Linked DNA regions of Homo sapiens: region 2 is linked to region 1. A link is an interaction called in ENCODE POLR2A ChIA-PET data of the cell type or tissue named here. Cell type or tissue: PC-9. All regions are shown on one strand. Links, peaks and the distances in the headings refer to the core of each region. The heading gives the core; the rest is flanking DNA. Region 1 has its middle 21 kb from the start of LMTK2. Region 2 overlaps BAIAP2L1 (BAR/IMD domain containing adaptor protein 2 like 1).

Evidence for each region. ChIA-PET counts read pairs that join two places held together with the same protein. Peaks named below come from ENCODE experiments on the same cell type or tissue, not always from the same donor. Only the 100,000 strongest peaks of a DNase experiment are listed, where the experiment ranks them.
Region 2: POLR2A ChIA-PET joins it to region 1 with 6 read pairs; 2 of 35 experiments call an interaction of 5 or more read pairs at or near these places.

The regions. Positions count from the first base shown.
Region 1 is chr7:98,082,109-98,090,452 of GRCh38, forward strand. No RefSeq gene overlaps it. Among named protein-coding and RNA genes, the nearest start is that of LMTK2, 21 kb to the right of the region's middle. In PC-9, for the core only: a CTCF peak has its summit at 3,521; DNase peaks (open chromatin) are centred at 3,663 and 4,363; H3K4me3 peaks cover 830 bases; H3K27ac peaks cover 3,290 bases.
Region 2 is chr7:98,368,221-98,373,220 of GRCh38, forward strand. All of the region lies in intron 1 of BAIAP2L1 (BAR/IMD domain containing adaptor protein 2 like 1), which reads right to left. Among named protein-coding and RNA genes, the nearest start is that of BAIAP2L1, 30 kb to the right of the region's middle. In PC-9, for the core only: no CTCF peak of the experiment used is centred there; a DNase peak (open chromatin) is centred at 3,121; H3K4me3 peaks cover 415 bases; H3K27ac peaks cover 2,508 bases.

The DNA.
Region 1 (8,344 bases), core at 2,054-7,053:
TCTTGACCTCATGGCTGCATTGGAGTTTCTTTTTTTTTTTTTTTTCGAGACAGAGTCTCACTGTGTCACCCAGGCTGGAGTGCAGTGGCACGGTCTTGGCTCACTGCAACCTCCGCCTCCCGGGTTCACGCCATTCTCCTGCCTCAGCCTCCCGAATAGCTGGGACTACAGGCGCCCGCCACCACGCCCGGCTAATTTTTTGTATTTTTAGTAGAGATGGGGTTTCACCGTGTTAGCCAGGATGGTCTCGATCTCCTGACCCCGTGATCCGCCCACCTCAGCCTCCCAAAGTGCTGGGATTACAGGCGTGGGCCACCATGCCCGGCCTGCATTGGAGTTTCTGTGCTCAGGGCCTGTACTGCACAATCAGGCCTTTCTGGGGACATAGCAGCTGACACTGCCGGACCCCAGCTCTCTGGCCAGGTCTCTGGCTCCCATGGACAGCCTCTCCAGAGAGTCACCATTCACTACCCGTTCTCCCACCAGACAGAGATCAAATGTACACCATAAGAACTGTAGTTCACAATATCATATTGTATTTGGGATTTTTGCTAAAAGAATAGATTTTAGGTTGCTCTTGCCAAACACACAAATGGGTAACTATGTAAAATGATGAATACGTTCATTTACTTGGATATAGTAACCATTTGACTGATTATATGTATATCAAAACGTCATGTTGTACACCTTAAATATGTATAATAAAAAATAATAAAATAGCAAACAAAAAAAAAAAGCCTGAGGCCTCCCCCCTTTTTTCTTTTTATTTTCTTTTCTCTTTTTTTTTTTTTTTTTTTTTTTTGAGACAGTCTCACTCTGTCACCCAGGCTGGAGTGCGGTGGTATGATCAGGGTTCACTGCAGCCTCAACCTCCTGGGCTCAAGCAATCCTCCCATCTCAGCCTCCCGAGTAGCTGGGACTACAGGTGCACACCACCATGACTGGTTAATTTTTAAATTTTTTGTAGAGATAGGTCTTTCTATATTGTCCAGGTCAGTCTCAAACTTCTGGGCTCAAGTGATCCTCCTACCTCAGCCTCCCAAAGTGCTGGGATTATGGATGTGAGCCTCCACACCTGGTCCCATTCTTTTCTTTGAAATCCCCCCCACTTTTTTTTTTTTTTTTTGTAGCGTGAAAGAGTTTGCAATCATTTTTCTCTGTGAGAATTATTAGCTCACAAATTTTCCATTTCTTAGCCACCTCGGTAAGAAGAAAAATCACAAATGGTTGTTCTCCAAGGAATCGGGGGGTCGTCAAGCAAGACCCACATAAATGCCACCAGCAGAGGAGAACAGAGGCTGTTTCCAGGGCTGCCCAGAGATGTCCCACATATTTTTTGTCACCTGATACCTCCTAGGGGCAAAGAAGTCCCCATTTTCCAGCTAAGAGATAGCTGAGTTGTTTTATCTTCTGGTATTGGCCTCTGTGCCGAAGCCCCCTCTGATCTGTCCTTTCCCTGGGTCTCCATCCATCTGCCTGAGCTGGACGGAGCCTCAGCCCTTCCAGAAGAGAGGTTGTAACCGAATCACAGGTTCAGTCACTCGCCACTTGCAAAATTCCATTAACAAGCGCGAGGTCTGGTGGCTTTTTATTTTAAAGCTAGTTTGTGGGAAGAAGTGCAGGCTTCCTGGCTTAAGGGTACCACTTCGCTTTTGGAGCAGAAAGTGTGCACTTTTAAAGCGGGGGTCTGGCATGAATGGCATGCAGGGGAGAAAGTGAGCAGGTGGGGGTCTGCCCAAATTTGTTTGGTGCCTTATTTACTGGGCAGTCAAGCTAGCACCTTCATGAGCAGAACTAGGTTGTAAACTCTCCAGGTGGGAGAGAGTTTCAGTCTTCAGAGTGGCTGAAACTATCCAGTGGGGAGAGAGTTTCATAGTGGGCATACTTTGGGTTGTAAATAGACCGTTGTCTCTCAAGGCAATCTAATGGGAGTGAGTTCCACGCTGGAGTTTCTAAGCACATAGTTAGATAAGCTTGCCCTGCAGGGAGTGTCTGGTGAAGGGGAGGTAAAAGGTTATCATGTCATTCCTTTTTGTGTGTGGCAGGGGAGGGATAAGGTCTTGCTCTGTCTCCTAGGCTGGAGTGCAGTGGTGCGATCTTGGCTCACTGCAACCTTTGCCTCCTGGGTTCAAGCCATTCTGGTGCTTCAGCCTCCCCAGTAGCTGGGATTACAGGCATGTGCCACCACGCCTGGCTAACTTTTGTATTTTTAGTAGAGATGGGGTCTTGCCATGTTGGCAAGGCTGGCCTCAAACTCCTGGCCTCAAGTGATCCACCTGTCTCGGCCTCCCAAAGTGCTGAGATTACAGGTGTGAGCCATCGTGCCCGGTCAAGGTATGATTGCATTTCTAAAGGGCTAAGTAGGAAATGAGGAACAGGGGAAACAGAAAAGAGGAAAAAATAATAAATAATTACTCATTCTCTTTTTCTTAGAAAAATAGGGGTACTTGGTTACTAGGTGAGCAGATGGGGTTGGTCAATTTCCCCCAAGAGGAAATAGATGCAGAGAGAGAAACTAATAACCTCAAGGCCCAAATGAAGTCAGTAGCAGAAGGCTGGCTTCCTCAAAAGCCCATCCTTCCTGCTGATGATCAAATACTGCCCTAGTCTTCTTGGCATCACCCACAGGAAAACAGAGGCACTCTGATTCCTGCATGGGTAAAATGGGCACAGCTCCACCCTCAGAGGACTTATTCAGGGGAGCGATGTCATACCTCACAGGAGATGCCTGCGAGCCACCTGGGACACACAGCTGTCCAGGCATCCTGAACCAAGTCTGCAATTGTTTATGGCTTATTCATGGGGAATCAGAGAAGGGCAAACACGCTTGCCCTCTTAGCAGATGAGTTGTGGGTTGTGATTACAACCTGGGTGTACAAGGGGCAGTGAAAAGCCCAATTTCTTTCTTTTTTTTTTTTTTTTGAGAAGGAGTCTCATTCTGTCACCCAGGCTGGAGTGCAGTGGCGCGATCTCAGCTCACTGCAACCTCCACCTCTCGGGTTCAAGTGATTCTCCTGCCTCAGCCTCCCAAGTAGCTAGGATTACAGATGCCCGCCACCACAGCCGGCTAATTTTTGTATTTTTGGTAGAGACAAGGTTTCACCATGTTGGACAGGCTGGTCTTGAACTCCTGACCTCGGGTGATCCACCTGCCTTGGCCTCCCAAAGTGCTGGGATTACAGGCATGAGCCACCGCACCCAGCGAAAAGCCCCATTTCTGTTTGTTTGTTTTGTTTGTTTGTTTGTTTTTGAGACGGAGTCTCGCTCTGTTGTCCAGGCTGGAGTGCAGTGGCGCGATCTCAGCTCACTGCAAACTCCGCCTCCCGGGTTGAAGCGATTCTCCTGCCTCAGCCTCCCGAGTAGCTGGGATTACAGGCATGTACCACCATGCCCAGCTAATTGTTTGTATTTTTAGTAGAGGCAATGTTTCACTGTGTTAGCCAGGATGGTCTTGATCCCCTGACCTCGTGATCTGCCCACCTTGGCCTCCCAAAGTGCTGGGATTACAGGCGTGAGCCACCATGCCCAGCGAAAAGCCCCATTTCTAACAAAGTTTGGCAATTAAATAAGTAGCCACAACTCCTTCTGCTATTAAATAATAAAGCCATTGAGTGTTACACAGAAAGAACCACAAATTCCGGCCAAGCCTGTTGGTGGCTGTTGGAACCGCCCTAATAAACAATTTCAGGTACAAGCAGGTGTGGCAGAGGGAGGTGCAGGAAGTTCCCTGGGGCCTCCCAGCCTAGGCCCCCCAGCAGTGGGAGTGGGGGCCTGCTGGTGAGGCCTGGCTTCCTGCTGGGCTCTGAACCCAAAAAGAAGCCAAAGGCAGACCCAGAGAGCAACTGCAAACAGTGATGAGATGGTTGATTTGGGTGACCTTGGACCCGGGATTCTGGACTGCTGGGTTACAGGGGAGTCACTTCCTCACTTCTCACCTTATAGGGTCACATGGAGCGTTTGCTCCCCAGCGATTTGGGGAAGGTAGAAGCGACTCCTTAGAGTATCTTGAAGTAGGGGCTTACAATCAGACAGACAGAGAAAAAGCTCCCCCTATTCCTCTTTCCCGCTGCCCCTCACTGAGATACGTGGATGAGACAGGGTGGCATTGCATGGGGTGGTGGAGAGTCCCAGGCGGGTCTTGCTGGAGGAGCTCCCCAAGGACTCCCTTTGCTGGAAGGCTCCAGTCCCCGTTCTGGTCCAATGCCAAGGAAGGGACAGAGGATGACGCTGCATGAGCTGATTAATCCCTGGGAAGACAACGGGCCCTGCCCTACCTGCCCATGTGCCAGTCTGGCACCAACTCGCCCAGCCTGTTCCAGCTGGCCTGGTAGAAACTGACGCAGCAGGTGACTCCCTCGGTTTTATGGGCTTGGGGCAAAAGTCGTGTGGCCAGCAGAGTGGCTGAGGCAGGTAGAGTTTTCCACAGCGGCCTGGGCTCTCCTTGTCCTAGAAGTCTAACAAGTCATCTTCTTGTTTACCCTGGTGCCTCCCTGGAACATAACCTGACACATCACGGGCACTTCCTGTGTGTGTTGAAATAATTGTCAAAGAATTGGTAAGGAGCAGATGTGAGCAGAACATGTGCCCTGCGCAAGAGAAGCCCGTGGTCCCCAGAAACTTACAATTCTTTTCTTTTTTAAATTTTTTCTTTTTGTTTTTAAGATAGGGTCTTGCTGTGTCACCCAGGCTGGAGTGCAGTGGTGTGATCGTGGCTCACTGCAGCCTCTACCACTGGGGCTCAAGGGATCCTCCCACCTCAGCCTCCTGAGTAGCTGGGACCACAGGCATGTGCCACCATGCCCAGCTAATTTTTAATATTACTGTTTTAAAATACATGTAATTGTATTGAGTCTATCTTCTCTAAGGACAAAGGTTTACTCAGCAACTATTAACTTCAGGGTAGAGCTTGTTCTCCACCTCTGCTCTTCACCCTACTCCCCAGCCCCGATCTCACCAGAAAGCAAACCTTAACAGGGTCTCTCACCTGAGGGGTATCCAGGAGCAATTTGGTCCACACCTCATCTTCGCAAAAAGCTTTTAACGTATACTTTGTTGTTGTTGAGACAGGATCTTGCTCTGTTGCCTAGGCTGGAGTGCAGTGGTTCAATCATGGCTCACTACAGCCTTGATCTCTTAGGCTCAAGTGATCACAATCCTCCTGCCTCAGCCTCCTGAGTAGCTGGGACTACAGGTGTGCGCAGCCATGCCGGCTAATTTTTTTTTTTTTTTTTTTTTTCTGTAGAGATGGGGCCTTGCTATGTTGCCCAGGGCAGTCTTGAACTCTTGGTCTCAAGTGATCTTCCCACCTCAGCCTCCCAAAGTGCTGGGATTACAGGCATGAGGCACCGAGGCATGAGACGGGCCTCAATGTACACTTTTGACGTTATTCGGTTTTGACTCTGATACTTAGCAAGGATGCCGGAGCCAGGCTACCTGAGTGTGAACCCTGCTTCTGTCACTTACTAGCTATGTGACCTTGGCCAAGGTCCTTATCTTCTCTGTTTCTGTCTCCTCATCCACAAAATGGGAATAAGGATAGATTAAGCCAATCACCAAAAGCAACCTATTGTATGATTTCATTTATATAAAATGTCAAGAATCAGCTGAATGCAGTGGCTCCTGCCTGTAATCCCAGCATTGTGGGAGACCAAGGAGGGAGGATCACTTGAGGCCAGGAGTTCAAGACCAGCCTGGGCAACATAGCACGACCCTGTCTCTACCAAAAATAAAAACAAAAAAGCCCAGAACAGGCAAATCCATAGAAGCAGGAAGTAGATTAGTGGTTACCAGGGGGAATGGATGGGGAATGACAACTAACGGGTAGAGTTTCTTTTGTGGGTGATAAAAATATTCTAAAATTAGATAAAGCTTAAAGAGTTATTACTTATAAAGTGCTTACAGCAGTGTCTGACACATCAAAAGTGATCTGCAAGTCATTGTCGAATAAAACTTACCTCGAAAGGAAGGCATGAATACTAATGAGCTTGGAAAAAAAATGTTCATAATACAATTTTAAAATGGTATTTCATTCCCGAATCTCACTATCTGCTGTGTACTTTTTATCAATCCTGCTGTAATTATTTTGTGCATAGCATCATTATATAGCTGTATAAATTATGTACATTAAAAGTGTTAATTTGTTAGACTTAAATGTGTTAGCACGTTTTTACCATATTGGGTGGTTTCCGCACCCCCTCCAAAAATGGGTGGTGGCTCAAGGCTCTGTTGGCAGCTGGTGAGCTGTCCCTGAGTTACACAGGTTTAGAGGCAACAACAGGTAAGGACTTTGCACAAAGGCATTTGGAAAGACAGCCAATTGTCCATCATGATATCTCATCATTGCCCAGTTTGGTAATTGATGTATCATTTGCATTAATGATATACCACACATCATTATGCAGATAAAGTCGGCTATCATCCAGAATGAGGCACACAGCCTTTGATTGGCAGAGAACTAGGGAGAGTCAAATGACTTTTAACCTACTTGGTCTCCTTATTTGCCTAATGCTGAATTAAAGTCACGCAACCATGACAGGGATTCAAGTCAAGCAAAGGTGATCGTAAAGACCCGCAGGAGGGTGTCCTATGGCGAGGCCACTGATGTGCCGGCTAGGGGTTAACAAGTGGCTCTTGGCTGGGTGCGGTGGCTCATTCCTGTAATCCCAGCACTTTGGGAGGCTGAGGTGGGAGGATCACTTGAGCCCAGGAGTTGGAGACCAGCCTGGGCAACACAGCAAAAACCCATCTCTACAAAAAAATGTAAAAAAAACTCAGCCAGACGTGGTGGTGCATGGCTGTAATACCAGCTACCTGGGAGGCTGAGGTGGAAGGATTACTTGAGCCTGGGGAGGTCGAGGCTGCAGTGAGCTATGGTCATGCCATTGCGTACTCCAAGCTAGGCGACAGAGCAAGACCCTGTCTCAAAAAAAATAAATAAATAGGCGGGGTGCTGTGGCTTATGCCTGTAATCCCAGCACTTTGGGAGGCTGAAGCGGGAGGATCATGAGGTCAGGAGATCGAGACCATTCTGGCTAACAGTGAAACCTCGTCTCTACTAAAAATACAAAAAATTAGCCAGGTGTGGTGGCAGGCACCTGTAGTCCCAGCTACTCGGGAGGCTGAGGCAGGAGAATGGCGTGAACCCGGGAGGCGGAGCTTGCAGTGAGTCGAGATTGTGCCACTGCACTTCAGCCTGGGTGACAGAGGGAGATTCCATCTCAAAAATAAATAAATTAATTAATTAAATAAAATAAATAAATAAATAATAGAAAAAAGAAGACAGGAAAAGACACCAGGTATGCATGTGGCCGGAGGAAAGACCATGTCAGAGAGAACGCAGCCATCTACAAGCCAAGGAGAAAGGCCCCAGGAGAAACCAACCTGGTCAACACCTTGATCTTGGACTTCCAGCCTCCAGAGCTGTGAGACAAGAAGTTTCTGTTGTGTAAGCCGCCCAGTCTACGGCATTTTTTTTGTGGCAGCCCATGTAAACTAATACACTCAGAGAGCAGTTTGCCCTTAGAATAGGCAGGGAGGGTTGCCCAGGGTTCTTGTGCTGGAGGTGCCCATGTATCAGAAGCACAAACAGAAGTGTATCAAAGAACACATGGGCCCCCTGTCATTTGGGCAGTGTGCACCCTGTAACTAAACATCCATGTATCCACTCTCTTTTTTTTAAAAAAGGTTTTTTTTTTTTTTTTTTTTTTTTTTAGGCTGGGCACAGTGGCTCAAGCCTGTAATCCCAGCACTTTGAGAGGCCAAGGAGGGCAGATCACAAGGTCACGAGTTCGAGACCTGCCAGACCAACATGGTGAAACCCCATCTCTATTAAAAATACAAAAATTAGCCAGGTGTGGTGGTGCGTGCCTGTAATCCCAGCTACTGGGGAGGCTGAAGCAGAAGAATTGCTGGAACCTGGGAGGTGGAGGTTGCGGTGAGTTGAGATTGCACCACTGCACTCCAGCCTGGGCGACAGAGCAAGAAGACTCTGCCTCAAAAAAAAAAAAAAAAAAAAAAAAAAAAAAAAGAAAAGCGTTTTTGCTTTTTTTTTTTTTAAATAGGGACAGGGTCTCCCTATGTTGTCTAAATGGAATTGAACTCCTGGGCTCAAGTGATCACCCACTTTGGCCTCCCAAGGCACTGAGGCCAGGAGCTCCAGACCAACCTGGGCAATACAGTCAGACTGCCATCTCTATGAAAGAAATGTTAAAATGAGCCAGGCATGGTGATACATGCCTGCAGCTCAGCTACTCAGGAAGCTGAGGTAGGAGGATCACTCGAGCCCAGGAATTTGAGGCTGCAGTGAGCTATGATCGTGCCACTGCACTCCAACCTGGGCAACAGA
Region 2 (5,000 bases), core at 1-5,000, 280 kb after region 1:
CCAGCCTGGCCAACATGGTGAAACCCTGTCTCTACTAAAAAATACAAAAATTAGCGGGCGTGGTGGCGTTTGCCTGTAATCCCAGCTGCTCAGGAGGCTGAGGCCGGAGAATTGCTTGAATCTGGGAGGCAGAGGTTGCAGTGAGCTGAGACCGTGCCATTGCACTCCAGCCTGGGTGACAGAGTGAGACTCCATCTCAAAAACAAAACAAAACAAAACAAAAGAATCATGGGAGGCCGAGGCGGGTGGATCACAAGGTCAGAAGATCGACACCATTCTGGCCAACATGGTGAAACCCCGCCTCTACTAAAAATACATGAATTAGCTGGGTGTGGTGGTGCGTGCTTGTAATCCCAGCTACTTGGGGGGCTGAGGCAGGAGAATCATTTGAACCTAGGAGGCGGAGGTTGCATTGAGTCGAGATCGCACCACTGCACTCTAGCCTGGTGACAGAGCAAGACTCTGTCTCAAAAAAATAACAAAAAAGGAATCGTATCGTATGTGGCATTTTAAGATTTGCCCTTTTCACCCAGCACAATGCCTTAAGATGTATCCAAGTTGTTGGATGTAGTTTATCACTTTTTATTTTTTTTTTTTGGCTAGTAGCATTCCATGGTATGGATATATTGCAGTTTGTTTATCCACATACTTGTTGAAGACCTGGCTTGTTTCCAGGTTTTGACAATTCCAAGCAAAGCTGCTATGAGCGATCGCATACAGGTTTTTATGTGAGCTTACGTTTTCGTATCTCTAGGATAACCTGGGGGTTCAATGGCTGCGTCACATGGTAGGCACGTGTTTAACTTTTTAAGAAACTGCCAAACTTTTTTTTTTTTTTTTTCAGAACAGCTGCACCATTTTACTTTCCCATTAGCACTCGGAGATTTCACTCATTTTCAAAATCTGATAATTTCATTAGCACACAGCTACTTTCTAATTAAAAGACAAAACTATTTTAAAGTTACTGAAAATTATTACAGGCCATGCGTGGTGACTCATGCCTGTAATCCCAAGCACTTTGGGAGGCCGAGGGAGGTGGGCTGTTTGAGCCCAGGAATTCGAGACTAGCCTGGGCAACGTGGTGAAACCCCATCTCTACCAAAAATACAAAAATTTGCTGGGCACGGCGGTGGGTGCCTGTAGTCCCAGCTACTCAGGAGGCTGAGGTAGGTGAATCGCTTGAACTCAAGAGACGGAGGTAGCAGTGAGATCGTGCCGCTGCACTCCAGCCTGGGCGATAAAGCGAGACCCTGTCTTGAAAAATAAAAAATTCATATGATATTCTTATGAGGCTGGGTGTAGGTAAAAATATAAGAAAACTGACAGAGAGCCGACCCTGCCCAATAACATATGAGCACCACAGAAAGCAGCCCAGATCTGTTCTTTCCTGCGGATATTCCTTCTCCAAATACAATAGGAGGAAAGTCTCATTTGATTTCCTAATTTTTTTTTTTTTTTTTTTTTTTTTTGAGCTAGAGCTTTGCTCTGTCGCCCAGGCTGGAGTGCAATGGTGCCATCTCGGCTCACTGCAACCTCCACCTCCTGGGTTCACGCAACTCTTGTGCCTCCGCCTCCCAAGTAACTGGGATTACAGATGCCTGCTACCACACCCAGCTAATTTTTGTTTTTTTAGTAGAGATGGTGTTTCACCGTGTTGCCCAGGCTGGTTTTGAACTCCTGACCGCAAGTGATTCATCCGCCTCAGCCTCCCAAAGTGCTGGGATTACAGGCATGAGCCATCATACCCAACCAATTTCCTGATATAATTCTTAAAATGTTCACATATAACCCTAACATCTTAAAATACGAAGAACAACAAATGAATGAGAACTTCCACAGTTAACACCATACACAAATCCCTATCCAAATGATTCTACCAGAGGGGGAAAAAAAAAAGTTCAACTAAGACTTGAGACTAGGCTGGGCGCAGTGGCTCACAAGGTCAAGAGATCGAGACCATCCTGGCTAATGTGGCGAAACCCCATCTCTACTAAAAACACAAAAATTAGCCAGGCATGGTGGCGGGTGCTTGTAGTCCTAGCTATTCAGGAGGCTGAGACAAGAGAATTCCTTGAACCCGGGACGCGGGGTTGCAGTGAGCTGAGATTGCGCCACTGCACTCCAGCCTGGCAACAGAGTAAGGCTCCGTCTCAAAAAAAAAAAAAAAAAAAGATTTGCAACTACAGTTTGTAGTCAATACTGAGTTTTTAAGCTTGAAAAGTTCAACATATATACTTCTTTATTACTGTACGTAGGTTCAGCTACAGAAATGTTCCCTCCCAGAAATTTTGGCTTTTTTTTTGAGACAGAGTCTCGCACTGTCGCCCAGGGAGTGCAGTGGCGCGATCTCGGCTCACTGCAAGCTCCGCCTCCTGGGTTCACGCCATTCTCCTGCCTCAGCCCCCTGAGTAGCTGGGACTACAGGCGCCCGCCACCATGCCCAGCTAATTTTTTGTATTTTTAGTAGAGACGGGGTTTCACCATGTTAGCCAGGATGGTCTCGATCTCCTGACCTCATGATCCGTCCGCCTCGGCCTCCCAAAGTGCTGGGATTACAGGTGTGAGCCACCGCGCCTGGCCAATTTTGGTCTTTCTAACAGTGGAAAATCCATTCCTATATTGGCTCTTCACCTAGTTATTTTAGCTGAAGTACATGTTATTTTTAAACCCAGGGACAAAAAAAGCAATGCTGCCTTTGTATTCCAGAATCTATAAAGTTTTATAGTAGTTGTGGACACACTTGTGAATAGAAAGGGTCCCACATTTTGGGGGAGAGCTGTAGTTGAGGCAAAGGTCGGTGCTACTGCAAGGCTTGTGAAGACCTGAATTGTTAAACAGCCTACAATGTTAAGAGTCATCAGGAGTAATGAACAAATCCATTTTAATTTAAGTTTGGCACTAAGAATTAAAGGGCTTAGGATACCAAGTGAATCTTAACAAAGTGAACAGAAAAATTATAAATGGGCCAAGCAGCACTGTTACTAAGAAAAAAAAATAGCAATAGCTTAGTCTATATCTCTATCGATTACTGCCTGGCAAGGATACTCTGCCAAACTGGTTTTAACCAGAATGAGTTTCATTTCCATCCAGGGAAGGGCATGCATAGTTATGGTTGCACAATACATTCTAGGCTAATGGTAATATCACTCTTCTACTTGTGCTGAGTCGCATAAAAAGAAGCTTGGTTCTACCGCAAAACCTTAGCGGTACTGGAAAATTAGTGATTAGCTATTCTAAATAAAATGTTGGAGAACAGTTCCGCTGGAACCAGCACACACTATTCACCAGATTTCTAGCTGCCCTGTTTACCTCGGCATTTCTACTGCCTCTGTAAAGTTACAGATCATAATTATGAATTAAGAATAATTATGAGAAATGAATGATGCAATCTTATGACGGTTTTAACTTCCTTAGCATATGGACTTTTTATAACTCATTTTCAAAGAATTACCAGTATGGAACTATACATAAATTAACTGTGTACATTTATAATAAAGTATACATTAATTCAATTATGACTAGCCAGATAAGCTGAGTGGACTTTAAACTTTTAAAAATTAGTTTCTCTTTTAGTTTCTTTTTTTTTTTTTCTGAGACGGAGTCTCGCTCTGTCACCCAGGCTGTAGTGCAGTGGCGCAATCTCGGCTCACTGCAAGCTCCGCCTCCCGGGTTCACACCGTTCTCCTGCCTCAGCCTCCCGAGTAGCTGAGACTACAGATGCCCGCCACTGCACCTGGCTAGTTTTTTGTATTTTTAGAGAGACGGGGTTTCACCAGTGTTAGCCAGGATGGTCTCGATCTCCTGATCTCGTGATCCACCTGCCTCCGCCTCCCAAAGTGCTGGGATTACAGGCGTGAGCCATCGCGCCCGGCCCTCTTTTAGTTTCTTTTAGTAGTTCTGTATAGGCCGGGTGTGTTGGCTCACGTCTGTAAGCCCAGCACTTTGGGAGGCAAGGCGGTCGGATCACCTGAGGTCAGGAGTTCGAGACCAACCTGGGCAACATAGTGAAACCCCCTCCCTACTAAAAATACAAAAATTAGCTGGGCATGGGGACGGGCGCCTGTAGTCCCAGCTACTCAGCAGGCTGAGGCAGGAGAATTGCTTGAATCCAGGAGGTGGAGGTTGCAGTGAGCTGAGATGGCGTCACTGCTCTGCAGCCTGGGTGACAGAACGAAACTCAGTCTCAAAAAAACAAAACAAAACAAAAATTCTCTATATGAACAAGGACAAATTATTTGATATTTTAGTGCTTTGTTTTTCTCAGCTAAAAGTGTAACATTTATGATAAATAAGCATTAAAAGTGGTTTAAGAATCTCTAAGTAAATATGCAGTTCTGTGGCTTGTAACGTATGTATCCTTGAAATTTTATATATTATTTTATTCTATACTATCTCATACAAATTAACCGAGTGACATCACAAATGTTCAAACCAATCAAGGTACATGCTAATGTCATGTAGCAAAAATAGCTGTAATGAGGGTTAACTGAGGATATGTCAAGATCGATTTTGGTTTTTTTTTTTTTTTTTTTTTTTGAGACACAGTCTCGCTCTGTCTCCCAGGCTGGAATGTAGTGGCCAGTGGCCTGATCTCGGCTCACTGCAACCTCTGCCTCCTGAGTTCAAGCGGTTTTCGTGCCTAAGGAGTAGGTGGGATTACAGGCACCCACCACCACGCCCAGCTAATTTTTGTATTCTTGGTAGAGATGGGGTTTCGCCATGTTGGCCAGGCTGGTCTCGAGCTCCTGACCTCAGGTGATCTGGCCGCCTTGGCCTCCCAAAGTGCTGGGACTACAGGTGCGAGCCAGCACGCCCGGTCAAGATCAATTTTATTTGTAGGAAATCTTGCTTCCTTCTTCCTTAAGTGTTGCTGGAAGCTGCTGTTCCTGGACTAACATCACCAATACTTGATCACCTGCTCTTCCTTTAGGGAAAGTATTAGTAAGCAAATCTGGCAAGGAGACAGCTGCCTGTGGGCTAACAGATGGTCACAAGAGTCA